Regions from separate parts of the Homo sapiens genome. Here all the other regions are linked to region 6. The links are chromatin loops, found by intact Hi-C in ENCODE. Cell type or tissue: PC-9. All regions are shown on one strand. Each heading gives the region's core, and the rest is flanking DNA. Links, peaks and the distances in the headings are about the cores only. Region 1 overlaps MAML2 (mastermind like transcriptional coactivator 2). Region 2 overlaps MAML2 (mastermind like transcriptional coactivator 2). Region 3 holds the start of MTMR2 (myotubularin related protein 2). Region 4 overlaps JRKL (JRK like). Region 5 overlaps MAML2 (mastermind like transcriptional coactivator 2). Region 6 overlaps MAML2 (mastermind like transcriptional coactivator 2). Region 7 overlaps MAML2 (mastermind like transcriptional coactivator 2).

Region 1 (4,436 bases), core at 334-4,333, 64 kb before region 6:
AAACTGACCTCTGGGTGTGAATGCATTGTCAAGCACTTCATACTAAAACACAATGGCATTCCAAATCCCAGTATGATGCTAGACACAATGGATTACTCATTTCAGTGGGAGTACATTCTCTCCAAAAACCCAAAAACATTCACCCAGAACTTTCAAGACAAAAGACATTGCCAGCTAACACCAGCAAGGGCACTTAGTTTTCTTCCTTTCTCTATCTTTTACTTCTCTGTTTTGCTGAACTTAACTAATGAGTTATTTTCATTTTATTGTATTGTATTTTATGCCATGAATTATTTGTTTATGCTGCAGCATTTTTACATTTGGACAAGAGTACACAGAGCAGAAAGTATATAGCACATGTATGGTTCACTGTGTATAGATAAATGAAGCATTCATTCATTCAATAAATATTTGCTCAGTATCCATTGTGTGTAAGACATGAGGTTAGCTACATGGTCCCCAGCTTCAAGGTCTTTACATTCTAATAGGAAGACATATAAGAAACAAGCAAACAAACTAAAAAATATACATTATTATAGCTAGTCATTTTTTATAAAGCACAAGTTTCTTTAAATTTAAGCTGAAACATAAAGAAGTAGGAAGTAGCCATGGATGTAATTTTTGGGAAGTGTATTCTGAGATGTTAGAGCAACTCTGATGCAAAGTACCATTTGTTTATTTAGCTTAATATTTTATGTCTAAAGTAGGTTTCTTACTGATAAAAATTGCAACATAATTAGATTTTGGGTATGGGAAATGATTGGATAATAAAGAATAAAACATAATCAGGTATGCAGTAAGTGAAAAGTTGATGTCAGAATTTCCAGTAATACTGTAATTATGTAAATTGTCACTAAAATGGATTTTGAGGGTTAGTACTTAAATACACAGAGTCTTGAATGACACAGCAGTCACCCATATGTATGTTAGAGATGCTTCAGTTATATTTCAGAATTCTACTATTGTTTAGTAAATCACTGGATTTTTTTTTCCTCCTTGTGGTTTAGGATAGCATTGAAATATCTTGGTATAATTACTTCCATACTTTGTCATTAGTATTTTATATTCTTTATTACATGGACTAATGCCCCACCACCACTGCCCCCCAAATTTTAGCTATGCTGAAATGAAACTCCCTCTGAAATTTTGATTTCTGAGGTCGGGTGATCCCAAATGTAAACTATAACACTGTGTAAGGCCTGAGTCTAGAATTGTAAAGAAGCCAGAATCTTCCATGAGCATGCGCAGGGCTTTACCATAATTCCAGAGTAGAACAATCAGCATTCAAAACCACATGAAGCCAGGACTCTCTTCCACCCTCCTCTTCCTTTCCCCTATAAAATGATATCCACCCATGAGTCATAGGCCATTCATTCCCTTGGGTTCACTATTAGTTCTGTTCCTGAACTCTCATGGGCCATCAAATGAAAATAAAATTAATACACACGAAGAGATTATCATTTTAGGGGATTTGTGGGAGCCCAGACACTTTTTATGAGAAGAGACTGGCACCCCTAAGGATGTTATTTGAATCTGAAAAGAAGCGGTCATAAAGGAAGTGGTGCTGCTTTAATCTGCTGTACGGAGCTGCCACCCTGCTCTTACTGCTAGGCAGCCTTCCCATATGAGCAGAATGATCATTCCCTTGGAGAAAGCAGCTGAGGTTTGAAAGCCGTTCCAATTTTGCAGTTTCAGGAATGTGTCGGAGTTGCAGCTTTAAGATGGCATTTCCCCCTCCCCAGCTGCTGTCGAGAGTGCCTGGGCTAGATGTGAATGGGAGTTTTGTATGAAGATTGTGAGTGAGCCAGAGCCACTGGGTAATCAGGGCAGCAAGGCACATTAAGGAATATACTTTAAGGGATATATTTAAGGAATATACTTTTCATACAGCCTCTCACTCTTCCTTTACAGTAAAAGCATAAGTAAAACTTCCCTATGCTCCTGTACTTATCCTGCTTTTGGTCTGACTTTAAGCTCAGCACTGAAGGCAACTTGATCTCCGTTGCTATCTCCTTTCATAGATGATAATGAGCACAGTTCTAAGAGGCTGGCTGCAATGATATCCTTTGCTGTTAGAAAAGGAAAGCGGGAGCAGGGATTGGAGTGATTGTTTGCTGTGTTGGTGACTGTGATGTTGCCATGGGAAAGCTCAAGACTTCAGGAGAGTTTGTATTTTGTTGGGCGAGGTGCCAAACTGTTGTGACTTATTACAGCCGTGTGAGTGAGCTGTACAGAACAGTATCCTGTGTAGCAATTCAAAGGGCAGGATCACTTTAATCAGGGAAAGATAGAGTGCTGAGTATTCACATTACGCTTTATTTCAACTTGGAAATGATAAACAAACCTAACATTTTGGTAGTCTCTGGGTTTGCTCTTTTAACTTTGGAGAAAAAAAAGAATCAATTCCTCGTGCTCACTCCAACTGAAAAGCAAAACAAAAATGTTTCTGCTTTACATATAAAGACCCCTTGTAACGAATGGTGTGCTCTCAAGTAACCACTCCACCCGCAAATGCTAGTTCATCTTGACTCAGCCTCAAGGAAAGAAAAAATTCACAGGCCAAGTTGATTTGGTGTGAAAAAAATAGTGTAAGTTTGGGAAGGTTTCTTTTCAATTTAGACTGAGGACATTCCTCTGCCTCACTTACCTGGGAAAGTCAGCCTTTTTACCCCTAGTATTGGCAAAATACATGGCCCAGTCTAGATGTTCAGTCGTTGTCTAACTATGCTGAAGGCAAGGAGTTTTCTTTGAGGTTTTATGAAAAATTAATACATAGATCCACATAAAGGAAAATTCTGGAGCTTGGAGAACTGTTTTGACCTTTCAAGTCACAAAGGGAGCTAGGTTCAGTCCCCTTTTTGCAGTAGTCAACACAGCCCTAATTCTTTAGGGAGATGCCAAGCCTCCATATCATTTTGTGCTGTGTAGACATTGCCTAGAAGTTCCCTTGGAGCCAAGTCTTTTGAAGCTTTTTGATCCATTCCAGGGAACTCTTGGAAGAGGAGAGAAGAGCTTCACAATTTCCATTTTTAGCCTAAAACAGATGTCAACATGTTAACTCTTCTTCATTTGATATTGTGGGCCTGGGCTCGTGCAGTGATCAAAGGCACAACTGAAGTGCACAACTGAAGTGCTCCATATTTTCAGAATATATGTTTATTGAGAGACTTGTAGAAAACTATATATGTATATGTTATGTATATAATTATATATACATAATTTGATACTCAAGGCAGCTATGACGTCTTGCAGCATAACAAGAAGAAAGGTATGTTTCTTATTGTGAGATATTAAAGTTTCATATGATACATTTTAAATGTTCATTTTCTAGGAGCATTTCACTTTGTCTTTTAAAAACACTTTTCAGAATGTTTATACTTGTGTTTGTTGCTTTGTAGTTTTATTTGGTTGCCAGGTTAGCTATTTATTTTCACCCAGTTTAACCTCTGAGGGACATATTTTGCATAGAGACAGATGTTTTTATCTGCCTTAATTTCCAGTTACCGTACTTCTAAGTTCTAGTAACATTCAGAATAGTTCATCATAGAAGTTGTGGAAACTTTTTCTAACATAGAAAAAATTCCCTTTGTGTATTAGATGACTTGAATAGTAACTTACAGATATCTAGACATTTGGGAATCAGAGAATTGATGAGACTTTCTTTTTGCCAAAGTTTTTTCATATAGTACAGTTTCACATGTATTTTAATATAGAATACATCCTGTCTCATTATTATTATTCAAATAGACTTTATTTTTTAGAGCAGTGTATGTTCACAAGAAAATTGAGTGGAAAATACAAAGAGTTCCCAGATACTCCCAGTTCCCTATCCATGCATAGTCACCCCCATTATCACCATCCTCCACCAGAGTGGTATGTTTGTTGCAATTAGTGGACCTACATTGACACACCACTATCACCCAAGGTCTGTAGTTGACATTAGGATTCACTCTTGGTGTTGTATTCTGTGGGCTCTGATAAATATATAATAATGTACATCTTTCATTATATTATCATAGAGTATTTTACTGCTCTAAAAATCCTCTGTGCTCTGCCTGTTTATCCTTCCCTCTCCCTTAACTGCAGGCAACTACTGATCTTTTTACTGTTTCCATATTATTTTAAAATGTAATAGCTTTAATTTTAAAATATTACACTAAAATGTGAAAGTTACTGAAAAATGGATTAAAGTGTATATATTTTTTGGCCTCAGAACTCAGTTTTTGCATTGAGAAGTTGTTATAAATGGTGCATCTCTAATTCCTTTTCCTTAAGTGAGAATTTATTGACCTAATAATAATATTTCAGAATGTTATTCTCAGTCAAGAGAATTGTATCTTTATAGGACTTCGGAATTTTTCAATAGTGGTTGAGTCAGGAGCTTCTCAAATAGAAGAAACATAAACAGCATAACATAGCATAAACACATTTAGTTG
Region 2 (4,436 bases), core at 282-4,281, 72 kb before region 6:
CACCATTTCAGTGAATGCAAGCAGGAACAGGACACCGAGGAACATCTGTGGAATGCAGGCCTGAAGCTGAAGGACGAGTAAAACCAGAGGGCTTGGCAAGATAATGAGCGCCAAGACACTGAGTGCTTAACTCTTAAATAAAGTGTCCACCAGAGTGGGGAGGGGGCTTGGCCCCAACAGCAGAGGAGGAGTCCAACTATCTGCTCTTCTATGTGCCATTGGATCATTTGCTCAGTTCCATCTTCAAAGCATAGCTTGAATCCCCTGTCTGGGCACCACTTTGGCCCAGTTCAGGATCCCCTCTCCCCTCGACTGCTGCAATGGCATCTTCTTTCTAGTATTGTCCATACTGAGTACAGCAACAAAAGTTAACACCTTTCAACATACAATTGTTTACATCCTACCCCTGCTTAAAACTCTTAAGTAGCCTCCTGTTGCACTTAGAATAAAATCCAGGCCCCTTACGCAAGCCTGTAGGTCCTGCTCATGCTGCTGCCTGCCTCGCTTTTCAAGCCACCTTTGCTTACTACACAGAAGTTGTGTGTGGATCATTTAATTCTCCAAATGAGCCCAGATCTTTCTCCCCAGAGGGCCTTTTATTATGTTATTTCTCCAACTCATCACCTGGCTGCCTCCCACTTAATTTTTAGATCTCAACATGAATGGTAGCCTTATTGAACATCCCTCCTAAAGAGATTACTCTTCTGTTATTCTGTATCTTAGCCCCTTCTTTGTTTTATTTATAGCATTTGTTACAACCTGCATTTTCTGTGTTTATTTATGTATTGGTTCCCATTCTGGTCTATCACTCCCTTTAGAGTAGAAACTCCATTTTATTGCCTTTTTCATTTGTGTATCTGCAGTACCCACCAGAGTGCTTGGGTATACTGGTTGCTTCTTGAATGGGCAAGCAAGTACCCTGACTTATTCTATTCCAGAAGATAGGGTATAAAGGAACAGCAGGAATAGGTGCTTCTGTTTTCCCTAACAAATCCATCCCTCTAGAATATTAAGTGGAAGGATATTACAAGAGTATGCAACAAGTGACCCACTTACCCAGATTGAAACTCAAGGAACTGAACCAGAGATCCCCTCATTCTGTTTTTCAGAAAAGTCACAGGCTTACATATTGCTGAATGATGGCAAGGCTATGTCCACATGATAGAAAAACTGTATATCCCAGTTGACTGGTGCTTTTGGCTACCTTAATGGCTTCAGTCTACCTGCCGATCTGACCATTGGGAAAAAATTAGTTGTGAAGTTGCATTATGTAAAACTGAAGCTTGTGTAGTCAAGACCAGGGTTTCCCTATAGTTCCTCACAGCCAGCTCCTCTGTGCAGGGACTGGATGCATAGCCTGGCTCAGAGAGGATGGTAGGAGGCTTTGAGCCAAGTATCCTCAGGGACAACTAGATTGCTCTCTTCTCTGTTGGGCCTTCTGGGTACCACGCATGATGAGATTGAGTCATTCTGACCTGTCAGAGTGGGTGAGTGAATGCTATATGAAGATAAACCAAGACCATTAGAACCCTTTGAATCCAGAGGCACAAAAATGTAAAAAGCTCTATGAAAAAAACAGGAGTCTGGAAACTGTTAACAAGATCCTAGGACTAGTTTAAATTTTAAAGTGTGAAAGAGATAGCATTGGAATAAATAAAATGTACTTCTACTTTATACGGTAAGTGGAGATAAGCATATAGGAAAATCAGCCCAAGAGGTAGTAGCTTGAATGAAAATATAAGTATGAAATAAATTAGATACAATATAAATATATTTTACAGGAAACCAAAATGGATTATTTAGGGAATGTTTAGAGTTATCATTTCCAGCCTTTAAGGTTAACAAGAGGACAACTATGTCCTTCCACAAATTATCCATTGGCACCGTTTTGTCCTCATTTTTTCAATACCATTCCCCACCTTCCATCTACATTAGGACCATGAATTGGGATCAGACATTGTCAAGTATCCCCTGGAAGGCAAAATATGTCTGATGGAGAACCTCCTCTTTAATATACTCTTTAGAACTAAGGAAAACAGCCCAGGTTGTTGAAATCAGATTAGGAAACTCATACTATCTATCTCAGAAGCTTTCTAGTGCCTACTGTAACTAAATGGAACCTCTAGGGTTGGCACTTTGTTGTTTGGAGTAGGACAAATGTTTGGCCTTTTAAATTGTGGAGTAAGAATACAATTCCTCACTGGTGGCTGCAACACCAGCTTCCCGTTCAGAATGCTGACTTTGTCTGTCCTCTGGCCTAGAGTCTGGATTGCAGGGGGCTGGGATGGAGCCATGCCTGCCCCTGCCACTCCCATAACTACTTCCCCTCTGGACCCATTTGAAGGAAGGCTGTTTCTGTGCCAAACATTTATATTGGGTACAAAATGAGTCTATATTATCTTCTAGACAGAATAATGGAACAGTAGTTGACTCAGGGCTAGAATTTGGGAGGCATCTTGGAAAAGGGGAAAAAAAGTTAAGCTGCCTATTTTCCCGTTTCCCTGTGTTTTAGGTTATCTTAGCAGAAGGAGTTGAAACAAAGAGAAGGAGGTGGCAATGCCACCGTGTAAAATGCTTATTATACCTCTTAGATACGTGCAGCACTGGTCACCAACCCACAGGAAGGATGTTGTTATTGTCTGGGAGTGGGTGAGGCCTCATGAAAAATATCTGTGGTATGAGGAAATGTTAAACAAGCTGGTCTTGTTCTTACTAGGAAAGAGGGGATATCAAGAGGACTTAAAATGATTCCAAACTACCACTCAGAGTTAAAGGTGTTGTCTTTGAAATAATCCAAAAAGACCATCTGTAGCAGGCCCTAGCAGGCCACAGGTTTATAAACAGCAGCTGGCTGGCCTAGCTCAGGGGGCACAGGCCAAGAGGCCACCTGTGACTCTTGTCCCGTTTTGGTATTGGTTTTCTGTCTTTAAATCACATCACCCAGGGCTCAAGTTAAGCAAAATCTTCTCTGCAGAACTAGCCTTAGGAGACCTTAGAAAGTTCCCTTTCTTGAAAAATGCTACTTCAGTTTGCCTGAAATTTTTTCCTTTCCTTTTTCATATCCCTGCCCTCTCCCAAAGACCCTATGGGGAGAAGAAGACAAACAAATTTAGAAAGCAGAAACACCAGATGAATTACTGTGCTCCTACTCAAGCTACTTCACGGGATGTATCAGGGTACTTAAATCACCTGATTCACCTGGCATCAGAACCACCTGGAGTGCTTGATAAACTGCAGATTCTAGGGTCTTATTTCAAATGTCGAAAAATCCAAATTTCTGCTGTAAAACCCTAATATCTGCATTTTTAATCAAGTATGAGGACCTTCATGAGGATGGGTATATTTGTCTTTTTATTCACAAATGTATCCCAAAACACTAGATCACTTCCTAAAAACACCTTAAAAATATATGGTTCTCTGTAAATATTTATTGATGAGTGAACAAACCAAAGCCTTGTAGGATTGGCTTAGTAGGATTTGTTTTTGTTTCTTTTACTAAATTATAGCAGAAAACAGTGACAGGAAAGAGGAGTCTTTAATGGGAGAAAGGCAGGCTATAAAGAGGAAGGAAAAAGTCAGTTTGAAGAATGGGGCAATTTTGGGGAGGCTGGGCGAGGTGGGGAACAATAATGAAGACTGTGTGACCAAGAACAAGTGGTGGGATTTGGCATGGTGGGAAAGGAGTGTGAAAAAAGGGAAATGCAATGAGGCAGTGGCTAGAGCAAAGGTTCCGAAATTCCAGTGAGCCTCAGAATGGCCCGGAGAGCTGCTTACATTGCACCTTGGCGTCCACCCCAGTTCTGAGATGGGGATGAAGGATTTGCATTTCTAACAGCTGCTCAGGTGGATGCCGATGCCTCGGGATTTGTGAACCTCTTAGAGTTAGACTATTGGTCTCAGAAGTTAGATAGATCAGGTTGTGAGCCCCAGCTCTACCCCTTGCTAATTGTGGGATCTTAGCAATCTATTTAACCTCCGCACCTCAGTTTCCTTCACATGTGCAAGAGGGATAATGACGATTAGATGGTTGTGAGACTGAGTTGATGCACATAAAATACTTAGCATAGTAGCCAGCACATTCAAGTACTCACTATCTTAAAGATTATTATTTTGTCTGGCGCTAACACTGCACTTTTTGGGGAAAGTAGAAAATATAGTTGTCTTCCCAATGAAAGAGAACATATTGCTTCCTATAACTAGCATAACATTTAATAAAGAGATGGACTAGTTCAGATTCCAATACAACTAAGCTATTTATTTCTGTGTCACAGTACAGTTCCTAACTAACTGAAATTAGTTCCTGATAAGAAACTAAAGCTATTTTTCACAACAGGTAAGTCGATGGCCTGCCTGGAGATAGACGGTGTGATGGCTGCACAGCAATGTGAATGTGCTTAATGCCACAGACTTGTACACTTACAAATGATTAAAATGGT
Region 3 (4,436 bases), core at 112-4,111, 320 kb after region 6:
TGGATTCTCTCTTATGTTCCTTTGGTATGTGTGTTTGTTTTTATACCATACGCTGCTGTTGGTATAGCCTTATGTTTATTTATATTTTGAAGTCAGATAGTCTGATGCCTCCAGCTTTGTTCTTTTTGCTCAGGATTGCTTTGGCTATTCAGGCTCTTTTTTAGTTTCATGTGAATTTTAGAATTTTTCTTCTTTTTTTGTGAAAAATGACACTGATATTTTGATAGACATTGAATTTGTAGATTGCTTTGGGTAGTATGGTTATTTTAACAATGTTAATTGTTCTGTTCCATGAGCATGAAATGTCTTTCCATTTATTTGCATCTTCTTCAATTTCCTTTATCAGAGTTTTATAGTTTTTCTTGTAGAGGTCTTTCATTTCCTTGGTTAAACTTATTCCTGGTTTTTGTTTGTTTGTTTTTGTTTTGCAGTTTTTGTAAATGGGATTGCCTTCTTGATTTCTTTTTTGGCCATTATAGATGCATAGAAATGCAAACTAATTTTGGATGTGGATTTTGTATTCTGCAACTTTATTAATTTATGAGATCTCAATGGTTTTTTGGTGTAGTACCCATACATGAACTGTTGTCAGTCTATGATGAGATCAACGCAATATTGAGAATAAGTGTTTAGGAACTTTCACGAAACTTTCAAGGAGTAATATCTGTTAAATCTAATAAACAATTTGGCCTTGTATTTTGCAAACCTTTTTCTTTAATTTTCCTAGTGCAGTTATCCCTTAGTATCTGCAGGTTATTGGTTTCAGGACCCCCAAGGATAGTAAAAGCTAAAGATGCTCAAGTCTCTTAAATAAAATGGCATTAGTGTCTACATATAACCTATGCATACCCTCCTGTATACTTTAAATCAACTCTAGATTACTTATAATATCTAATACAATGTAAATGTTATGTAAATAGTTGTTATACTGTATTGTCTTCTATTTGTATTATTTTGTTTTTTACAATTTTTACAAATTTTTCAATCTGTGGTTGGTTGAATCTGAGGATATGGAACCAACTGTGATTAATTTTTCTTATATTTTAAAAAAGTTTTGGTTGGTGATGGTTTGAAAATTAAAAACAAAACACTGTTCCTTCTTGCAGATAGTTTGAGAAAAAACAGCCCAGATTATAAATTGAAAAATTAATAACTTTTGGTGAGGTCCCAAGTTAACCATGTTTTTTCATTTTCTTAGAGTTCATTAATTAATTAGAGTTCACTAATTAATTTCCAGCTGATATTCTTTGCTTGTGTTTTCACTCTGAGAAGTTACCATTTTACCAGTCAGGTTAGAAGTCAAGCAGTAAGTTCAGTGGAAAAACAAGTAATAATAAATCTACTTAGTGAGACCGTACTGTGCAACCGACTCTGCACAGAGAAAAACAACCTATTACGTAGATATTTTTATTCCCATTTTATTCCCATTTTAGAGATGTGAAACAACTTAACCACAGCACAGAGCAAGTGTAGAGACAGAACCGGGATTCCGATGAAGATCTGTCTGGTTCCAAAGTCTCTACACTTTTACTACACTGTTCTTTATTAATCACTAGATAGAACCATACACATATTGTTACATCAGGCAGAAGGTTTCGAGGGTTCTATTAACAAAGTGCTACGAATGAACTGGGTGGAAGAAAGTACATAGGTCTCCCATTCAAGGGTTCATCAGCCTTCACTAAGGAAATTTAAGTCAAAGTAGCTGACAGTGAGTCAGCATTTTGGAAGGCAGGTAGAGATGGTGAAGAAATAAGGAAATTCTTCTATGAGTCATGATAGATATTTAAGCTTGTTAAAAAATGTTTTTGACTACCTACTCCCTTTGCCTACAGAGTCCAGTTAAGGTATCTTAAAAATTATGGAAATAAAAACAATCGGTCGCTGTCTGTCCTCGCCAAACTCAAAAAAGGCTAAGCCTTTTGTGCTTAAACACATACTCATCAGTAACTATTCTACCTTACACTGAACATAACTAAGCTAGGTTGTTCTTCTTGGGAATGTACTTGCAAGTTAATACTGCACTGCAACTATAAGGTTTTTTAAAAGACATCAGTTGTACATTATAAATTAAATCTAGTTTAAATCAATATAATTCAATTTATCCTAGCAAGGAAGTTTTTTAAGGATGGTCTGATTTTTTTTTTACAGGAATAATCTTTGCATAATTTTACACCCCATACATGAGATGATTAGGATTCAATCTCAATCAGAAAAATCCCTTTATGGTGTCCTTATGGCTTTCCTGTATCCTAACAGAAAAATCCTAGCAGAAGCATTTCCCCTTTACCCAGTTCCTGTTCTCTTATCACAGTTCTATTCCTCCACACTCCCTTCCTGCTAGGCACGGGAATTTGAAAGGGCAGGGAAAAATCGGTGAAAGTTTGTCTTCTACTTGGGTAATCCAACACCACCGCATCCAGTAGTATATAATTCTTTTTGCATGTATATCAGATCCTCCCCAATCCCTCTCCCATACCTCTTTCTCACTTTTCTCTCATTATCCGGTCCTCTTGTTTTCCTTGACCCCCACATTCCTGTCTAAATCATCCTCCTGGCCTCAGGTCCTTATCGCCTTCCTGAGACCCTCATGTTTAGTGTTCCCTCATTCCTCTTACACCTAGGATTTCTCCTCCTTCCATAAGGGTCTGGTCCTTCATCCCTCCCGCTTCACCAGACCCCCTCACCCTGGGAGCCGCCACCTCCCTTTCCCCAAGACCAGATGTCGCGCGGCCGGACACAGCCAGCACGGAGAGTCGATGCCGGCGTCTGAGCTGCGCAGTGGGGTCTTCCCGCTGCCCAGCAGCCTACAGGCGCGGTGCACTCTGGGGGAACATGGCCGCTTCCGGTCTCCCTCCCGGGCCGGCGCTGGCCTGACTGCGGCCCCGGTCCGTAGCACTCCGCCCTCCGCTTCTCCCGCCCTGTAGCCGCGAAGACTGCTTCAGCCTTTCCCTGTGCTGCCCCTGCCGCGCGATGGAGAAGAGCTCGAGCTGCGAGAGTCTTGGCTCCCAGCCGGCGGCGGCTCGGCCGCCCAGCGTGGACTCCTTGTCCAGGTAACCAGGACGCCCAGGGCCCCGCCCAGCGTCCGAAGGGGATGGAGAGGGGCCGGGGACCTGCTGGATTGTTGCCCCAATTCGCGGATTCTGGTTTCTGAAGGCTACGCCGGAATTCCTTCCCCGGGACTTGGGAACCACTTCTGCCTCCCTCCCTGGGGCGTGGAGGCTGAGGAAAAGGAGGTTAAAACTCGCTGCTTCTTTATCGATTCCTCTACCTTTCATATTCCGATCTCGTTTTCTCCCCGATGGAGGTGGTCCCAGTTAATTACTTTCTCCTGTCTTTCATTCCCTCTCAAACCTTTTTTAAGACAGTTCCCCCCGCCCCCATTCTTTTCCCCACATTTCCTGTCTTTCTCTGTCACTTTTTCCAAAACCATCCTAAAGTCAGTCTTTCCTCCTCCACCCCTTCTTATGTCTTTGGTTTTTGGGTTCTTGCCCAGCCCTTTTCTCTCTTTTCATGGCTTCACCTTCTTAATTTCTTTCATGCTTTTCTCTACACTCTGATTTTCTTCTCGCCTCCCTTTTTGCTTAAATATGTAAATAAAAATGTCTCCTGTGCTTCTCTTTTCTAAATCTTCCAGCTGAAAGTCAGTATCAAGGAATCTGAGTGGTTTTTATCCCCAGTGATAGGTTTAAGAAAACAAAATGAGTGGTAGTTTTCTTCCTTCTTGGGCTACTGGTTCTCCACGTTGTCATTTCTCTTGTAACAGATGGGAATTTTATCCTGGAATTTTGAGGAGGACTTTATGCAGCTTTGCAGAGAGCTTTTATGAATATTAACTAGACGCGTTTTGGATGCAGTCTTTTTCTTTGATTTTAAAATAATGATTTAAAAATTTTTTAAAAAATAATATAAGACCTGTATTTGCTTTTTATGCAGCCACGATGAAATCTGGTTCTTTTCCACTGAATAATAGTCTAATTGTTATTAGAGAGTGATTCGATAACTGCTGTGTGAAAACACACAATTTTCATTTTCTCCTTCAATCAGTTGAAGTGGCTCTATTATAATTCATTTTGGATTCTGCTAAATATGGGTAGTTATTGCCTTTTTTCCTGTTGATGTTCAGCACCTCACTGGGGAACCACTGTCTGATCCCGTCATTCTACATTGCCATATGCACTCATAGCTCCCTGCACAGTCGTTTTTCAGAGTCTTTAATAAGCACACTATAATTGTTGGCTTAAAGTGCCTTTTCTACCAGGTTATAAGCTATTATACTTGAGGGCAATCTTAATCATCTTCATATCTCCAGCACTTAACATAGTCTCAGCATGTGATAGGTGCTCACTAAATGGTTTTTTTTTTTTCGAATTTGTAGCCTGAATTATCCAGGAAAGGAGGATTTTTCTTTGCAGTTTGATTATATATATTGCACG
Region 4 (4,436 bases), core at 130-4,129, 150 kb before region 6:
GACTGAAAAAGCAAAGCCTCAGTAAGACTTCTCAGTTAAACAAATGGATTCATCCCTGCAGCTAAGATTAAATTAAGGTTTACTTTCCCAACCAAATGTATCCTTTAGATGATCTCTTGGACATTGAGCTAGTGTCTACGAAAATATCTTAAGAATTACAAAACATCATGAAAATATTATTTTTGAAGGCCAACTCAGTTGTTGCCATCTCTACTTCTCATATCAAAATTATTATACCTCCTTATGCCACTCATCAGAATTAGTCTTTCATTTGCACTCTTCCAGTAACACTTAACTCATTCTCCCTTTCTTACATGTCTGTTTCCTCCTTTCCATTGTAAATCTCTTGAATGCAGATAGTCTTAGCCATATATCCCATACATGATCTAGAACATGTCTTATACATGATATACAATTAGTGTTTAAGTATATGTCTGTTGAATATATACTACTCTGCAAAGCATTGATCCCATAGTCTTTGATCTGTAGATGCTTATATTCCAGTATTAAGAGACACAACCACAAGAATCACTTTACAATATGGCAATTCTTATAGAATCTGAGGCACTACAGACACTCATTTTCACATTAGGTGTCACTGTGGAAGAAACTGCTATTGGTCATTCTTCCATCCCAACTTCTTCTTTTTTTTTTTTGAGATGGAGTCTCACACTGTCGCCCAGGCTGGAGTGCAGTGGCGCGATCTCAGCTCACTGCAAGCTCCGTCTCCTGGGTTCACACCATTCTCCTGCCTCAGCCTCAGGAGTAGCTGGGACCACAGGTGTCCACCACCATGCCCGACCATTTTTTTTTCTTTTTCTTTTTTTTTTTTTTTTTTTTGTATTTTTAGTAGAGACGGGGTTTCACCGTGTTAGCCAGGATGGTCCGGATCTCCTTACCTCGTGATCCACCCGCCTCCGCCCCTCAAAGACAGGTGTGAGCCACCGTGCCCTGCAGCTTCCATCCCAACTTCTAATTGCATAGGACTGCCTGAGACTAATTATTAAACAAAGTTGTCATAGACTTCAATAGGAAAAACAGATAAGGGTACATATCTAAGAAGTGTAGTCCGTTAGTCTTAAAGAATTTGCGTGATGATCTTTTAAGGCTGAATCATAACAAACTAAATTTTAATACTTAAGTAGCAATAAGGATACCAAAGGAAAAAAAAAAAAAAAAGAAACCACTACAACTGCCCACTGGAGGAAATGGAGAGAAGAAAGGGCATGTGTATGCATTAGGAAAGGCTAAGAAGAGATACAGATAATAATGTTGCTACTTCAGACCAAGGCAGCTGAGCTGTATTTTGACACTTATGAGTGGCATAAGGAGGTATAATAATTTTGATATGAGTAGAGATGTCAACAACTGAGTTAAATAATTATTTGAACTTCTTAACCCATCTGGGTGGCTCTGACATTATGATGCTAATGGAGAGTTCACTATGGATGGGAAGCAAAGCATTAATTTTAATTTCCCTTCTAGACTAAGTCCAATTTCTCAATTGAATATATAAATCATAGAGCCAGACAGGGTGACTGGATCACATGCAGATAAGGGAAAAGGATGAAGTCACTCAGGAGCAGCAAAAATCAAGACCAATGCATAGCTTAGAATGTAAAGGGTATACAGAATAGAAATCAGAGGAGAAATGAATAAGCAACTAAATCTTGATGGTTTTTTTACATAGCTCACATCTTGTTATGTTGGTTCTTTTATATGAGCTTACAATTGAGGCAGATGGTTTTGGGGTTTTTTTTTTTTTCAAACATGTATAGTTTTTCCACCTTGATTTCAAGATGTTCAAGGAAAGCAACCTCTTCCCTTTCTTTCATATTTTCCTAAACCCACCACAGCTGGCAGTCTTCGACATACAGTAAAACTCAATAAATTTTTAATTTACTGGATTTCATCATGACAAAGAATTCAACTTTCTACAACCCCCTCGCCACAAAAAAGCCCAAATCTCTCAGAAAAAAAAGCAACATTATAATTTCCTACATGATCTTGTATTAGGTATATCTGCTCTCACAAAATTCTTGACTACTGGAAGTGTAAGAAACATTGCACTGTTATTGGCTTTCTGAGAGTATTGTGTCAAGGCATATCAATGAGAAAAAAATTCATGAAACTGGTGAGAGAACATAAGCCAATGGCAAATTTTTAAATAGATAAATAGAATGCCAAACACAGCCTCTGGTAAGGCACTGATAGAATAGGAATTAGGAGCTAAGGATATACAACTTTGGGGGCAGATACAGAACCCAAATAGCTTTTGGCTTCAACTGCTACAACTACTGATCAGCCTTTATAATTAAGGATAGAAGGATCCAAAACAGGGCTAGAGTACCAGTGTTGGCAGATTTCAGAGAATAGCTGTAAACCAAAGAAGAGCAGTCTCTTACAGGCTAGAGAAAGAGTCACAAGATTCACACTTATGGCCACAGAACAGTGAACCTTTTACTGGGGATTCAAGTTTAAAATCACACAGCTTAACAGTAATGTTAGTTTTACCACTAGGTGGCAATGACACAGCTGCATTGGGCTGACATGATTAATTTTAAAAACTGTGCAAATCCAGACAGAAATTCCAAGATCTGTAGTACATATTTTCATTTTAGAAAAATTATTTTATGTACAGCTTACTTTATAGCAGAACGTGTCATTATCTGATTCAATATGTATGTTAACTTCTGATGGTTTTTCACACTCTACACTGAGGAAATTCATGCAATAAACACTATTTTTAAACACTTTCATCACACATCTTCTGAAAAATATAGACATACACCTATCATGAAAATAAGAGAAATTATGGAAAACTAAAAATACTTTTGAAGTTTTAGTATTCTACAGAAAGCACTATAAAATGTTACGTATTTCAACAAAAAAAGTTAAACCTTTAAAAAATGACTAATAGAGAACAATTGTAATTTATTTTTTAAAAATTTTTGGCCAAAACATGAAATAGCATGGAAACACTTTACTTTTAAATTACAAGTTACATTAATATTCATATGTGCAAAGTAGTTTCAATGTCTTGAATAAACATACTTAGTTTACAAAAAAAATTTATCAAAATTCTGATTTAGATTACATTTTAGCAGATTAATCCCTTTTTATATGTATTAAAATAATAAACAATAATATTCCTTAGTGTCTGGCACTTTCAGTAATTATTTCTGCTTTCTTCATAAAACAGGATACAAACATATGACTTATTTAAAATCATAAAACTTTATTATTGTAATTTCCTTTTCTCATCAAAGGGCCAGATATGACAATATTTTTCAAATTATAGACAACATTTGTGAGTATGCAGTAAAAACACTAAAAAAAAAAAAAAAAAAACTTATTAAATCTCAAATTCCCAAGATGTTCCCCCATATAAGGTGGGAGCTCATATCATCACATGTAACATTACAAAACCTGTACTATAAAATTAGATGAATAAATAATAAACCTATACTATTACCAAATTCATAATAAAAAGATCAACTTACCAAATTAAAATCAGCCTATTTATTCCCTTTGTATAAATAACCTAAAGTTCCCCAGGTTTTTATTTCCCAGTTTCCTACAAATGAATTGATCAGAATGCCTCTTTATAGATCAGCTTTCCCATAGTTTCTCTCTCATTTGGCAATAACTTCCCATATTTACTTCATTTCCAGAATAATCTCCCCCTCTTGCAACCCACACAAATGTAAGAGAATGAAGGCATAATTTCTATAATTCATAATTATTTCCCCATTATTGAATTTCATTTTTGAATTATTATAAATCATCCTGAAATCTAATAATATAAATCTTTCTCATCCTATCAGTCTATTAAAATATACAAAACATCATTTAAGATGGTTAACACAAGAAAAGATAACTATGGCAGCCTTCATAAATCAAGCAAAAGATTTCAGAAAAGTGCTTCAGTCTGTTCAGTTATCTCTAACTTTCACTAGAAAATTAAGGGAATGCCACTGTTACAGAAGGTATAATTGCAGATTCTAAAAAGTGAATACATGTGTACATGTAATTTATATCTATTCAGTATCATCTTCTGATTATCTGTACAAATAAAAGGACAAAAGACACAGATGATGAAAACACATAATCCTCAAACCACTTCAGATACATTTTGTGCCTGTATTTCACAGGACCAAGTCTGAGAATTCAGAACACAAAGAAAATTAAGCCATATTGCAAAGAGTTTGTCACAAACACAATGAGCAGAACAATAAAATTGAAATGACATTATTGACTTGACTTTGTCATCTTCTGTTTATTTCTGATGGTGGCTCGAAGTTTACGTATTACCAGTCTATCAGGTAGAATCATATCACCTTGTTGTTCTAGATAATCCAATAAATTTTCAGTCCACTGGAGGGCAGCTGCATGATTAATATGTTTCTCTGGAATTAGTTCTATTTCCTCCTCCT
Region 5 (4,436 bases), core at 123-4,122, 140 kb after region 6:
CAGACTACCCTGGGCAACATAGTGAGACTCCATCTCTACAAAAAAATTTAAAATCAGCCAAGTGTGTTGTCACTTTCCTGTAGTCCCAGCTACTCCAGTGGCTGAGGGGAAAGGATCACTTAAGCCTGGGAGGTTGAGGCTGCAGTGAGCCAAGATTGTGCCACTACACTCCAGCCTGGATGACAGAACCAGATCCTGTTTCAGAAAAAAAAAAAAAGAAAAAAAAAAAAGCTATTTTGACTAAACTAGTAACATTTCTCAGGGTCCAAACCTTATGGAACAAAGTTATGGAACAAATTTTCTAGAAAGATCTAATATGCCTCCTCTGACCCTTACACTAAAGACAACAACAAAAAGGCCAGGTGTGGTGGCTCACGCCTGTAATCCCAGCACTTTGGGAGGCCGATGCAGGCAGATCACTTGAGGTCGGGAGTTCAAGACCAGCCTGACCAACATGGTGAAACCCTGTCTCTACTAAAAATACAAAAATTAGCCAGATGTGGTGGTGCACACCTTTAATCCCAGCTACTCGGGAGGCTGAGGCAGGAGAATCACATGAACCTGGGAGGCGGAGGTTGCAGTGAGCCAAGATCGTGCCACTGCACTCCAGCCTGGGCGAGAGAGTGAGACTCCATCTCAAGAAAAAAAAAAAGAAAGAAAAACAACAACAACAATAACAACAAAAAACCCTAAAACATAAAACAACAAACAAACAAAAACACCTCACATGTTTTCTTGAAGGAGTGAAAGTACGAGTTACTGAAATTCATAAGGAAGCATGCCCTGGCTCCATGTCTGCTCCAGTGCTTTCACCCAGGAAGGGCATGGAGTCCAGATGGGGCTTCAACTTGCATCCCAGCTTTGCAGTCCCATCAGGAGGGGCAACAACACTTTGTGTCCATCACAAAGCTTCATACACCCCTTCACTTCTGGTTCACATGAGTGACAATACATTTTCTTCACAGTTCCGGTTCTCAGGGCTTCACATTCTCGTGACTTCAGAGTTTAAAGGAAAATAATCAATGGGCAAGTATGGTGGCTCATGCTTGTAATCTCTATAACCTTTGGGAGGCTGAAGCAGGAGGATTGCTAGAGCCCAGGAGTTCAAGACCAGCCTGGGCAACATGGCAGTACTGCATCTCTACTAAAAAATGTATAAAAATGTCTTTAAAAAAGTAAAAACAAAAGGTAAATAATCACTGAAGCAAAATTCTGGTGGAACCATTAATTTGCTTGTGAATTTGGTATGAAAATATTCCCCACAACCCACAACCTCCTTTTTAGCATTGTTTTACTGCTCCCACTCAATAGTTAGAAGGATCCCGTTTCCCAGGCACTGAGGTCAACGAATAATTATTAAAACACCTAGAATATGCCCAGCATTGTGGTAGGTACTGAAAGAAACTTGGAGAAGTATAAGGCAATGAATGCCCACCCTCAAAGAGCTTAAAATCTGGTTGGGCAAACCTAATTACTGTGTGGCCATAAAATAATATCTAGTAATACAAGGAAGCTCAGATCTTGGTAGGGCCAAATAAGAAGTGAAGATTCTTTCTGTGTTTAGTAAAAAGCCTGACAAACCTATTTTGTGCTAGGACTGGAAAGGCAGAAAGGAATTACTCTCACCTCCAAGTACTTGAGGAGCTAGAATTTACTATTCCTGGATCCTAAACATTTTTACTTCAAGAATCAAATCAAGAGTCATATATTAGCTTTCGGATTGGTCTCTTTCTAATGTTATCTATCCCCAGTCCTATCTCTAATCAGCCATGAGTAAAATAGCCCGAGGAAAGTTTGCAGATGATGGAACCAAGATATTCCCTTGAGTATGTAGGCAGTGGCAGATTTGGTTCTTGTGTTTATGCCTGGTTGAGAAAGACAGAAGTCTACCTGGGGTGAAAAAAAGTGACCTATGGACTGAATTGTTACCTTTGTGTGGCACATTCCCTGTTTCTAGGGCAGCACCGGAGACAAAGAATGCATTTATTTTGTGGAAAGGGATGGGGGCAGGGGAAGAAACAGAAACCAGAGGATTGTGCAATAATGGCATTTTCAAATCCCTCCAGAAAGTTTATGTTTCAAGTCTTTTGGAAAAGTGAAGCATAGCTACTTAAAAAGAAGCAGTTTACTGAGGACCCCAGCCCCAGTTCTGCTGTGCAGGATTTTCCTTGTTCCTAGGCGTTCTCATACCTTCAACCCCAGCTGTTGGGGCAGGCAGGCTACTGTGTCTGGAACCCTGCCCCGGACAGGCCTATGCCTTTCCCCAGCAGAGACCGCAGGCCTCAAATAGCATCTAGGTGTCCAAATGGAAGAATGAGAACAAGGACGGGAGTGAAAAGAAACAGTTTGCTGGATCTCAGCAAAAGAAAGTACAGTGATTTCTGTGTCATCTGCAAACCAGACTGGACTTCCCTTGTTGAAAATCATTCCCAAAACAAGCCCCTTCCTCGGATGGCCAGTGAAAGGGTGATATTAAATGCACAGTCTCATGAATTAAACGTAATTGTGGGGCACAGATTTATCATGCAAAATAAAAAATGCTTCTCACCCACCTAGGTAGTGGGAAAAGTGCAAAGATTGAGTGTAGTGCTGATTGGAAGCCTTTACATCCTGCTGCTGGCTTAATCATCTGCATATTTTCCCTCATGCCAGGGATGATTTGATAGGATATGGTTCAGAACTCTCTCTGGTGCTTAGTAAATCTTTTTGACTGACCGAATGACCTTTGTCTCTTTCCTCTCCTATATTGGAGCCTCAGGAGTGATGGCCTGAACTTTCACCATCAACCTCCCACCAGTGATGTCATCATTCTCTCCTTGCCATCCAACCCCCTGTGTCCCGAATGCCTTTACCTCTGCCCTGTGCTCACAAGGCATCTTCATTCTATTGGACTTTTGTCTTGGCTGTCTGGGCTATCTGTGTCCAGCACACTGTCAGCATTTGGCAAGGTAGAGGCCGAAAGGGAAGACAGCAGTATGGCTAGTGGTTCAGAATTAGGACTTTGGAACGAGACATGTCTGGGCTGGCATCCTGCCTCCATATCTTTACTGTGTAATCTTAATGTCAGGAACCTCAATTTTTTCACTTATGAAATGGGTATATAAGAGCACAAGCCTCAGAGAGCCATGAGATTAAACAAGGACTTACACCACAGAGTGCCTGCCTAGAATAAGCCTTCAGTATACAATAGTTAAGAGGTGAGAGGCTTTCATAGAACATAGGTACCCTTGCCTTTGAAGCCCCTTATTCCTTAAAAAATATTAAAAATTATATTTTATGACCGTGTTGGCAAAAAGATAAATTAATATATTTTGAAACAGTTCTTTAACCTAAAATCTTATTTTTTTCCTTCTGTTCTATAACTGTTGTGAGCCCTGGGCACTGTGTGTCCCATGCCTAATTGGTAGGTCAGCCCTTGGGTGAAAGATTTGTTTTGGAGATCCTTCCCTTTACCTTTCCAGTATCATTAACTGTTTTCTGGAAGATTCAGGCCCTGCAGCCCCTCAGGATATTACTACCCTAATACTTCTCCTTTCTCCCTTCTCTTTTCTTCCAGCCACCCAAAAGGTCCACAGTGTGGAGCTCCCAACTCCCATAGTCCTGCCCCCATCCTTCTCTATTTAAACCCTTGCCTTTATTCTCTACCATTCCCCTGGTTAGGTCTTGTTCCCTTAGAGCTTTATTCTTGTTCTGGTAAGTTGGCTTTGAATTTTCTCATAAGCTATTTGTCCTTGAGGTATTATTGACTGTTTTCCTCCTCTGTTGCTTCTGGAGTATTTGCATCTTGAGAGACTCTATACCATAATTCAAACCATGTATCTAATGAAAGAATTTTAGTCCAGCAAAGGAGATATTTCAAAGCAAAAAGTGATCCTTGAGAATCATTTAGATTGTATGGTGCTGGTGCCAGTAGCTTGGTGCCTACTGCATGTAGGCATTCACAGTGGGCCTCGGTGATATAACTAGATTAAAAACTTCTAGAAGGCAGGGCACAGCCTATCCCCAAAATTCTCTTGGTAAAGTATCATGCCCAGTGAAGTTTTGATGGGTGTCTTTTATCCTAATGGAATCACACATGACTTCTTCTGTCCCCCATCTTAAGGAATCCCTCCAGCTGTGCTTGGTGGTGACCTTACACCACCACACATAGTGCCTGGAACACAAACTTCCCTCCTTTAGTGCTTGTTATTTTCTGGCTTTGGGCAGGATAATGATCTCAGAGATAATCCCATTTATAAAGGAGAAGAAAACTGTGGCCCAGAAAAGTTGAGTATTTTCCCTAAAGTAACAAAACAAATTAATGGAAGAATCGGGACGAGATCCCTGGCTTCCTGAAGACACAGGTGTAGGTACCATTTACCTCTGTCAGGGCCTAGGGTGTCACTTACTACAGAGCACAGGCTGTGCAGTGGGAATGTGTGGTTTGATTCCTGACT
Region 6 (4,436 bases), core at 197-4,196:
TCTTGTTGATATCAGTTGCATTGGCTTTTTTGGTTTTGCTTGTATTATTCATTGTTTCTACAGTTCAGTATGGATGTATAATCTCACATCTAACATCTGACATTTTAAGATACAGCATGTTCCTTTTGTTTCAGGTGGACAAAATAGATCCTTTTTTTAAGTATTTTGTGCACATCTTATGACTGTGTCTTTCCAAATAATACACATTTCATGTTGGATGGCATGGGTGTGTGGGTGATTGGATGCATGGATGGACAGACAGACGGATAGATGGATGAATGGGTGGATGGTTGAATAGTGTGTGATTGCTCTGAGAGTCCAGGTGCTGGGTTCAAGTCACAGCTTTGTTAACTCACTCCCTGGCCTATAGCAAATGAATGATACAAACCTCTGTTTCTTCAATGTAATCATAGTTCTGTAGAGTCGTAGGGGTGAAATGAAATAATGCATGTAAAGAACTTTGTGTTATAATTGGCACATAGTGCTCAGAAATGTTAGCTATTATTAATATAATAAAACAATAATCGATATATATGGCTATAACCATATAAACCATTTTTAATTTAAGGATGAATAATTACAACGTGTAGATATCATGAATGCATTGATTGTAATACACTTCAGAATACCAGTAATTTTCTAATCATTAGAGTTTAAGCTCTTCTATCCATATATTAGAAGTGTAACAACCACAAGCTTCCTTATCTACTTATAGAATTGCAAGCATAGCTTACATATGAAAACGTTCTTACACGTCATAATAGGGCAGCCAGTTGTATTAAGCACCTTGTCTTATTAAGATACCATTGTTGTGTGCAGTCAAATGTTTGTAGTTTCTTGGTAAGTGCCCTTAAGGCAGATGTCTTACCCTCCAGGGAGACACTGAGGCTCTCAAAAGGGGTAATAATATTTCAAAACATCTGGAACACGGTTTGAGCCATTAGGCCGCACAGCCCCAAGTTTTTATTAATTTGTACTCCAGACTTCACTAGAGGAAAAAGCAGCACGATTTTTAGGCGAAGGAATAAGCCACTTGAGGTCCGCCTCTGAATCAGTTTCACAAAGAAAAGTCCATCAGTGCAGAGGAAGGCCAGCGGACCTGAGTACCTATGTCGTGGTTAAAGAAGGATGACTGGGCCGGGCGCGGTGGCTCACGCCAGTAATCCCAGCACTTTGGGAGGCCAAGATGGGCGGATCACGACAAACCATCCTGACTAACACGGTGAAACCCTTTCTCTACTAAAAATACAAAAAATTAGCCAGGCGTGGTGGCGTGCGCCTGTAGTCCCAGCTACTCGGAAGGCTGAGGCAGGAGAATGGCATGAACCTGGGAGGCGGAGCTTGCAGTGAGACAACATCGCGCCACTGCACTCCAGCCTGGGCGACAAAGCGAGACTCCGTCTCAAAAAAAAAAAAAAAAGAAAAAGAAGGATGACTGTTCAGAAGGCACTTTCAGCTTTTCTCATAGTTTTAACATGTGGGTCTTCCTTCTTGGAGGTATGGGAAAAACAGTCTAAGCCTGATGAGAAAAGGCTGTGGATTTCTCAGGTGATGGCTCTCGCGAGGTCTGAGCCGCGCGGCTGGGGTCTGGCTCCGCGCGTGCCTGGACACGCACAGATTGTTTTGAACTTGAGCAACGCCTCCTGCTAGCTTTCCACCCGATTTCTGTCTGTTCAGAGCTGGCCTCCTCTAGCAGGAAGTGCCTGCCGTTTAAGGAGTGCAGGCAATTCCCGACAGCCAACCCCGCCTCCCCCGCCTCCTTGCTCTGCTTCCTTCTCATTGGTCTGGAGGCCGGCCGGGCCTTATCCTCGCATTTTTAAAATGTCTTCTTTTGTCAGCTTGAGGTTTTCCAGAATTTAAAAGCGGAAAGGAAGAGAGAAGGACAAGGAAGCTATAAAAGACACATTAAATAAACTCTACTGGGAACAAGTGTGTGTGTGTGTAAGAGAGAATGTAACTTTTGCAAGGGAAGTTGGTAGATTGCTTATTATTTTAACAAAGAGGGGGTGTGTGTGTATGTGTATGTGTGTGTGTGTGTGTCCCTGAACTGGAGAAGCAGATGTTTAAAGGAGGCAGCAGGAAGCAGTTCTGACAAATGAAAGGATTTTTGATTGAATTCATGAGCTAAAGTTTCCTGCCAGTAATGCATTCAACCCTAGGCTACATAAAAGAAAAACCTATATAATTGAGGTTTAATTGCTTAACTTTTAAACATGCAACCAGAACAGGCAAGTGTAGCTTCCACAGGTAAACCTAAGTGATGCTGTAAGCTGATTTGGGGTTATTATTTATTGGCACTTCATAAAATTATGATCCTTTCCCCTTTATCATGCTCCTGCTTTTTCAGTGCTTGAGTGCCAGAGTCTATCCCTTATTGTCTGTGTAAGTTAAAATCCTTGGTGCACACTTTTTTTTTCTCTTTAAGCTGTTTCGTGAGCAGGTGCAGATGGCTTTCATGAACTGAGCCAAATGAAATGCTCTGTTTCAGCCTGCAGAAACTAAAGTTTTTAAAAACGGAACAACTGTTTTGTGCTGTACCTATAATTCAACTGGAAAATGTTTTCCCCCTTTTATGATGAAAACTGCCATCTCTGTTTCTCTTACTGAATCTGGTTTATTTACAGCCTTAAGGAAATCTTGTCACTAAAATCCACCCTCACCACTCCTCCAGTATTTTTCAGTCTGATGATTTCACAACCAGAGCCATTGCAAAATAAGAGTACATGGGCATTTTTTTAAAATCCCTAGTGATTTTTATGAAGTTTTTTCCTGTCTTGTTTCTCATTGTATAATTAAGTAAACAGTTTCAGGAATACTCAAAACATTGAGAGTGCTCTACCTTTTCATAAATATAATATGAAATAAATCACTTTATTCATCAAGGGTTTTAATTTTAAACCAAGCAACAGAAAGAGGGGCATCCACTTGGTTTGGTGCTTGCATTGTTGAATCCTCTTGAGAAACAAAGTAAAAAAGTGAATTAACTTCCTTGGATCATAGAAAGCTCTAGTGGCCATGGTTGTGATGAACCTTAGCTTTCTGCTCCAATCACACTTGCATGGGCTCTCATGCAAAGATATATAACAAGTAACCATAACCCAAAGCTGTAATTTTGCTAATTTGCTGAACCCTGAACTGAATAAAACCCAAATATTAATGTTGTAACTGAAGCAAAATATGTTCAAAAATAGACCAAACAAACTAATTCAAACCAGAACGATACTTAGATATTTTCTAAAATGATTGAACAGAGCAAAACTAGAATTTCGAAAACTTCCACAAGTCTAACCTAAAACAAACCAAGGGCCCATTGGTTTGCATCGTTTTATGAGAGCCCAGCAGGAAGTGGAGGACTTAAATTCTCCTCCTCTGTTGACTTCCGCAATCAACACTGTCCCAGGGACACTCACTCTGGCAACAAATGTTCACAGGCAATACCTGTTATGTTGACAGAGAAGCCAATAGGGCAAGGTTTCTTACCCGTGGCACTATTTTCTTTCTGGACTAAGTCCTTTTTGTATGGGGCTGTCCTGTGCATTATAAGATATTTACCAGCATCTCTGGCCTCTACCCACTAGGTGCCAGTAGACCCCTCCCTCCAGTTACAAAAGTTAAAAATATCTCCAGACATTGCCAAATGTCTCCTGGGGGGCCAAATCACCCCCTGTCAAGGACCACTGCAATAGGGGAATAGTCGTCAGCCTCCCACATTGTTTCAAAAGGATTTTTTAGTAGATGTTGGAAAGAGAAGCTGTGCACTGATCTTCCCAGAAGGACCACCTAGTAGGAAATAAAAGCCAGTCTCAAAGTCCTCATTTCAGAGTTGGTTTCTCTGCTAAAGCACTAAATCTTTGATGCTGAGAAGACAATGTATGGTACTACTGTGTGGCAGAACTAGTGAAAATACTGTAAGTTGTTGAAGACATTTGTAAATATATACTATAATAAAAACTCTACCTCACAACAGCCGATGGTGTTGGTGATCAAAAAATAATTGCAGAATCTTCTGATGACACTTCAATTGCTGTTTATCTTCATATTCTGGAAAAATAGCAGAAGAAATAGTTCAACCTATTAGTCTAGTAGTGTTTCTAGTTCACAGCATAGGGAGATGCTGTTTGATCCAGACTGCCTACATACCCTACAGGGAATTATTATATATTTGAGTGCTATTTCAGGAGAATTAGACATCTTAATTATAACTTTTTTAAGTTTGTGTGTATATAGTATATGCTTCTGAAATGAAATTTATAGTTATTCCGTACTTCAATGAGACTTTTCATTTTTATATACTGTAATAGTACCTTTCTGCTGGCAGTTTTCATTTAGTAGGAAGACTAATTTGTACATCAGAGAATTATTTGGAACAGTGGGTCTTGCCAAGATTATAATGTGGTAATTGCATTTAAAATTGAGCTGTGCCAATGCATTGCAAA
Region 7 (4,436 bases), core at 166-4,165, 190 kb after region 6:
GACTCGACACTCTGAGGTTGTTTGTTTTTGGATGGAGAAATGGATAGATGCCTGGATGTATGAATGAATAGATGGATAGATAAATGGACAGACATTGAAGAGATGGAGGGATGGATAAATGACGTTATTTTGGCTTAAGTTGCATTTAGGAGAAGTTAAAAGGATGTGAGAGAGGCATGCAGGGGATATCAACTCCAAATCAGGAACGAAATGGCTTCTAGAGAGCTCACTTCAAAGAGAATAAATTTGAGAGTCAGAGAAACAGAAAGGATGCACAGCAGTAGTGAGATCCTGGCATCCATGGCACTCATGGATGTATAACTGATTCTAGTGTGTAAGTCATAAACAAAAAAGAAAACCCCAAGTTCTTGTCCTACTTCTGCTACTGTAGATCTGGGTGATTTGGGGGCAAACCTTTTATACTTCTCGGGCTGCATTTCTTTAATCAGCAAACTCAGAAGGTGAAACTAGATCATTGAAAGTCTACACTACTGATGTAGATCAATACACCAAACAACAAATTTCATTTCAAGGACATTGGTATTCTTAGAATACAATTAACATCCTCTTGCCTTTGTCTAAAGCACTTACTTTGCAGTCAAAATGGCTTGTCCACATTATTATTTTTTGAATGAAAAGATTTGTGCCTCCCACACGTAGGGCTTGGTGTATTGTGAATGGTAGCCTACACATACGCAAATGAGAACTGGGAAGATAATTAAATCTGAGGTGGAAATAGAGTAGACTTGTGAATGAACAAAGAAAGTGTATTTCTCTGGAAGCCAAGATGTCAAAGGTACATTTTATTGATACTGTATACTCTCAGCTTCCATGTAAATCAGTATTCTCATGCTTCAAATGTTCTAACCTTGCATTTCTGAAGAATCTATTGTGTATATTAACAGCGGCTGTGGCAGGAGATGTCAGGCATTTTTAAATTCCAGATTTAAAGAGATTCATGAATGTGCATGATGCTACACATAAAGAATTGAATGGTCAAATGCACTTTATTTTGAGCTAAAAGTTAGAACAAAAGAGATTCATGTCAAAGACTTTGGATTCCCAACCTGGGCTTTTTTTTTTTTTTTTTTCCTCAGAAAATAGCCATAAAACTAAAAGAGAGAACATGTGACCCAAAGGATTCTAAAATGCTTCAGAATTTTAGAATCCTTTCCAATGGCTCAGTTTGGGCAAACTAGCTCCAGACCCCACCACTATCCAAGCTCCACCATCCTTTCTTATGACTCACACTCACAAATGAGTGCTAAGAGCCTGCCCTGTGGGGGCAGGGATGCCCTGTTAGAACAAACATGAGCTGAAGGTGAACCCAAAAGTAATTTGGTTCCATCCTTTATATTACATAGATGAAAACCGCCTTCCAGGGAGGTGAAGTGATTCACAAAGTAACACAGCAAGTCACACAAGTCTTTTGATTTCTAACCCATTGCTTTTGTCATGGCCACATTGATCCCTGACAAATAATATAAAACAAGGAAACCAGACCCTTTTAAAAAAAAGGTTATAATGCTATTACTTTTTTTCAAATGAGCCATTTTTTACCTTTTCACTTTGTTGCTTTTGTCTTGTCAGCTTCTTGTAGAAAGATGACTTAGTACATGAAAATTCAACTTGGCATTTTCTTTAGACAAAGTGATCTTTTAAATGTAGCCAACATTTCTTTTGGAGTATGACTCCATTTCACATAACACAGCCTAAGATTGATGTTTACTAAGTTGGTTGTTCAAATCATGTTCGGCGCTTGGTTACATGGGCTGTTTCTTTGTCTCTGTCTCTCCCTCTCTCTCCTTTTTCTTTGTGCTTGACACAAAAGGATGGGGGCCCCAGGATCATCTGGAAATGGATCAGTGTATTCATGTGTGAGCTTTACAAAGCACTGGAGCAAAGGTGTCATTAAACGTTAGAAGTCATTCAATCACACCCATCTTTTCATACAAAGTATAGAGAGAAAAGGCTCTGTATGGTAACTATGCATAAAGCTTTGTGTATTCATTTACCCTCACTTCTTGGAGTAGCTGGCTCTTTTTTTTCCCCCCTGCCTCTTTCCTCTCTTAGAGGAGGTTTGAGATTAGCTTTGCTTGTCTAAATCTGCCATTAATACTAAGCTCTTGTGTAGTGCTGAAAGCAATTAAAGTAATAGATTTTTAAAGAGAGCTTGTGGGTTTAATTCTGATTATGTTTCCTTTCAAATTATTGAGGTTTTCTTAGGCGTCCATGGTAGTGCCATGGGCATGGCAAGAGAGAAGTATGACTCTTACCAAGAAAAAGGGAATGAATGGTCTACCCTTAATTATATTTCCAGCAACCTTTTCTAGGTACTAAATGTAGAAGTCAATTAAGGGAGGTTTCAATGTATCAGTATCCTGTTTGTCCTGAAATGTAAATGGAAGTTAGGAGAGTTTTGAAGCAGATGCCATCTGCTGGATAGCTAAGATACTGTAACCAAAATAATGTGAACAGAAAACATATGGAACAGTAGATCTAAATGAATGGACTGATTGCTAATTTAAGTAAATACTACTTCCCAGGCCCCAGGTAGAGTGAAATCTCCCTACTATACTGTCTACAATAGAAATATTTAAAATTTATTTTTTTCTAATCTGAATAAAGAAATCCCTTCCTGTTCATGTGTAATGCAGATCCTCAAACTCTTTATTTAGTTTGCCATCATAAGAACAAACAGAATCAGTGCACATCTTCTGAGAAATGATAACTGCAAAAATGCCTTTGGAAGCCCCCAAAATTAAAACCAGAAGTAATATAACAAAATGGGGAAGGGTTAATATGGTTATATGGGAACAAAGGGTAAGTATATCAAATTAAAACCATATGTAAGACAAATACAGGCTAAATAGTTAATTCTTTTTTTCTCTCTCTCTGAGGGACCCTTTTAAATAGAATTGGTCCTACTTAACACCGTCACACTCCCACACTGCTCCCTCATTGGAAGAACCCATGGATAAAGGAACCCCTCCTTAAACTGTCCAACCTCCCTTAGAAATTGTTTATTACAGTCATGTTCTGTATAACTGCTGTTGTTACAGGATCGCAGTCTGGCCTCCTTCTCTAACTATCAGAACAGGTTGTTTCACATTTTTGAAACCCATTTTCCTCATTTGTTAAATATCACTCAGTGAATTTTACTGTCCTAGTGAGCTATTTAAAAAGTTAAGGCACAAATTAATAGTATATCCATAAACAGCATTCCCCTAAAATATCCCCGTCTAGAGTTACTACTTAGAATCAGGACACTGACAAGTTAGTCTGTGAAAAGAATGGCATTTCTCCACATGTAGAAAAATGTCCTAAGAAATAAGAACCTTTAAAATTCCAATCTGCACCTGGCTAAGAACTCCTCTGGGGATTTTGCAGAGAGGAATGGGCAAGGGACCCATGCATAGTAATACATGTAAGTAAGATTGTTCATTTTTTTTTCTCCCAATGGAATATAAAACAGTAAAACAAACTCCATATATTTCTTACATGAAGAGCTCTCAAAATGGCGGCACCCAAGTTGTCAGCTCCATTTCCATTTCTGAGTCACAGATACACATATATGGCTGAAAGGAGGGAAGGAGCAGACAAAATACCAAACAGATGAAGAGAGAAAGGAAAGATGTTCCCAAACATGTTAACTGTTTGCCCACATGACTTATTGGTATGTTAATGTCTCACATCAGCCACCGCTAAGGAGAATGTCGCCCCTTCCTTCCCTCTTAGTTTATAAATGGAGTCACATTATGTAATCACCCTAATGAGGTAATAGAAACATAAGTACACAGGAAAATTTGATAGTGTTTTCTCCTAATTCATCCTCTGTTATGTTGGTCACCCCCCCATCCCATTAACCCTCCTTCTCTCTTCCAGACTGGCCCCCTCCAAATTGGCTGAGTTTCCCGTCCCAAAGGACATATTGTTGGCTATTGTTTATAATAAGTCTCTCCCCTCTTGGCAGGATAGAGAACAGCTGCTGGTCTATTCTCTGCCACAAAGACCAACTTCCTTCTTTTGCCCTGGATGATTGGAAGAAAGTCGGGGAGAAGAGCAATTTATAGTTGTGTTACAGTACCTCTATTTTCTTTTGTGTTTATTTATATTGCTTCCATTTCTGTCAGGGATTTCTGAGATAATCAAGATCATTCTGCTACAGAGTTTTCATTTGAGTAGGCTCTAGTGGCAGTTGGCATTTTTCTTCATTGAGTCAGACATTTTAGGACTCCAGGCTAGAGGAAGTAGTGAACATTTCTCTATGAGAGTTTGAGAATCAATATTCCTTTTTCTAAAAAAATGAACTCATGAATGTATTCTGTGTTACATGAACAATTAATGACTTTGAATTTCTCAAGGGAAGACACCTTGTCTTTGCCAACTTTCTGTTCCCCAAACTTAGTACAGTACCTGCTTCATAATGTTTGCCA

The links. Peaks named below come from ENCODE experiments on the same cell type or tissue, not always from the same donor. Only the 100,000 strongest peaks of a DNase experiment are listed, where the experiment ranks them.
Region 1: a loop joins it to region 6, with 4 times the contacts of the local background. A loop is called at or near these places in 17 of 110 quality-filtered maps.
Region 2: it touches region 6 in a loop (4-fold over the local background); 19 of 110 quality-filtered maps call a loop at or near these places.
Region 3: a loop joins it to region 6, with 2.8 times the contacts of the local background. A loop is called at or near these places in 6 of 110 quality-filtered maps.
Region 4: it touches region 6 in a loop (4-fold over the local background); 14 of 110 quality-filtered maps call a loop at or near these places.
Region 5: it touches region 6 in a loop (6-fold over the local background); 5 of 110 quality-filtered maps call a loop at or near these places.
Region 7: it touches region 6 in a loop (3-fold over the local background); 26 of 110 quality-filtered maps call a loop at or near these places.

What each region holds. Positions count from the first base shown.
Region 1 is chr11:96,304,839-96,309,274 of GRCh38, reverse strand. All of the region lies in intron 1 of MAML2 (mastermind like transcriptional coactivator 2), which reads left to right. Among named protein-coding and RNA genes, the nearest start is that of MIR1260B, 34 kb to the left of the region's middle. In PC-9, for the core only: no CTCF peak of the experiment used is centred there; DNase peaks (open chromatin) are centred at 1,314, 1,684 and 2,174; H3K4me3 peaks cover 2,729 bases; H3K27ac peaks cover 3,469 bases.
Region 2 is chr11:96,312,694-96,317,129 of GRCh38, reverse strand. The region is part of intron 1 of MAML2 (mastermind like transcriptional coactivator 2); the gene reads left to right. Among named protein-coding and RNA genes, the nearest start is that of MIR1260B, 27 kb to the left of the region's middle. In PC-9, for the core only: no CTCF peak of the experiment used is centred there; DNase peaks (open chromatin) are centred at 2,279 and 2,649; H3K4me3 peaks cover 2,273 bases; H3K27ac peaks cover 4,000 bases.
Region 3 is chr11:95,922,492-95,926,927 of GRCh38, reverse strand. It overlaps MTMR2 (myotubularin related protein 2), which reads left to right and starts at 2,821. Exons shown (of 15, transcript NM_016156.6): 1 at 2,821-3,053. The coding sequence starts at 2,974. RefSeq lists enhancers at 2,604-2,733, 2,794-2,843. In PC-9, for the core only: no CTCF peak of the experiment used is centred there; DNase peaks (open chromatin) are centred at 1,727, 2,357 and 2,937; H3K4me3 peaks cover 3,133 bases; H3K27ac peaks cover 3,783 bases.
Region 4 is chr11:96,392,040-96,396,475 of GRCh38, reverse strand. It overlaps JRKL (JRK like), which reads right to left. Exons shown (of 2, transcript NM_001261833.2): 2 at 2,915-4,436. The coding sequence ends at 4,252. Among named protein-coding and RNA genes, the nearest start is that of JRKL, 4.2 kb to the right of the region's middle. In PC-9, for the core only: CTCF peaks have their summits at 2,307 and 2,514 (motif pointing right); no DNase peak of the experiment used is centred there; H3K4me3 peaks cover 236 bases.
Region 5 is chr11:96,096,530-96,100,965 of GRCh38, reverse strand. All of the region lies in intron 1 of MAML2 (mastermind like transcriptional coactivator 2), which reads left to right. Among named protein-coding and RNA genes, the nearest start is that of MTMR2, 170 kb to the right of the region's middle. In PC-9, for the core only: no CTCF peak of the experiment used is centred there; DNase peaks (open chromatin) are centred at 1,865 and 2,685; H3K4me3 peaks cover 2,474 bases; H3K27ac peaks cover 4,000 bases.
Region 6 is chr11:96,240,640-96,245,075 of GRCh38, reverse strand. All of the region lies in intron 1 of MAML2 (mastermind like transcriptional coactivator 2), which reads left to right. Among named protein-coding and RNA genes, the nearest start is that of MIR1260B, 99 kb to the left of the region's middle. RefSeq lists an enhancer at 1,380-1,529. In PC-9, for the core only: no CTCF peak of the experiment used is centred there; DNase peaks (open chromatin) are centred at 1,175, 1,705 and 2,695; H3K4me3 peaks cover 2,511 bases; H3K27ac peaks cover 3,625 bases.
Region 7 is chr11:96,053,044-96,057,479 of GRCh38, reverse strand. All of the region lies in intron 2 of MAML2 (mastermind like transcriptional coactivator 2), which reads left to right. Among named protein-coding and RNA genes, the nearest start is that of MTMR2, 130 kb to the right of the region's middle. In PC-9, for the core only: CTCF peaks have their summits at 2,224 and 2,425 (motif pointing left); DNase peaks (open chromatin) are centred at 1,289 and 2,449; H3K27ac peaks cover 3,497 bases.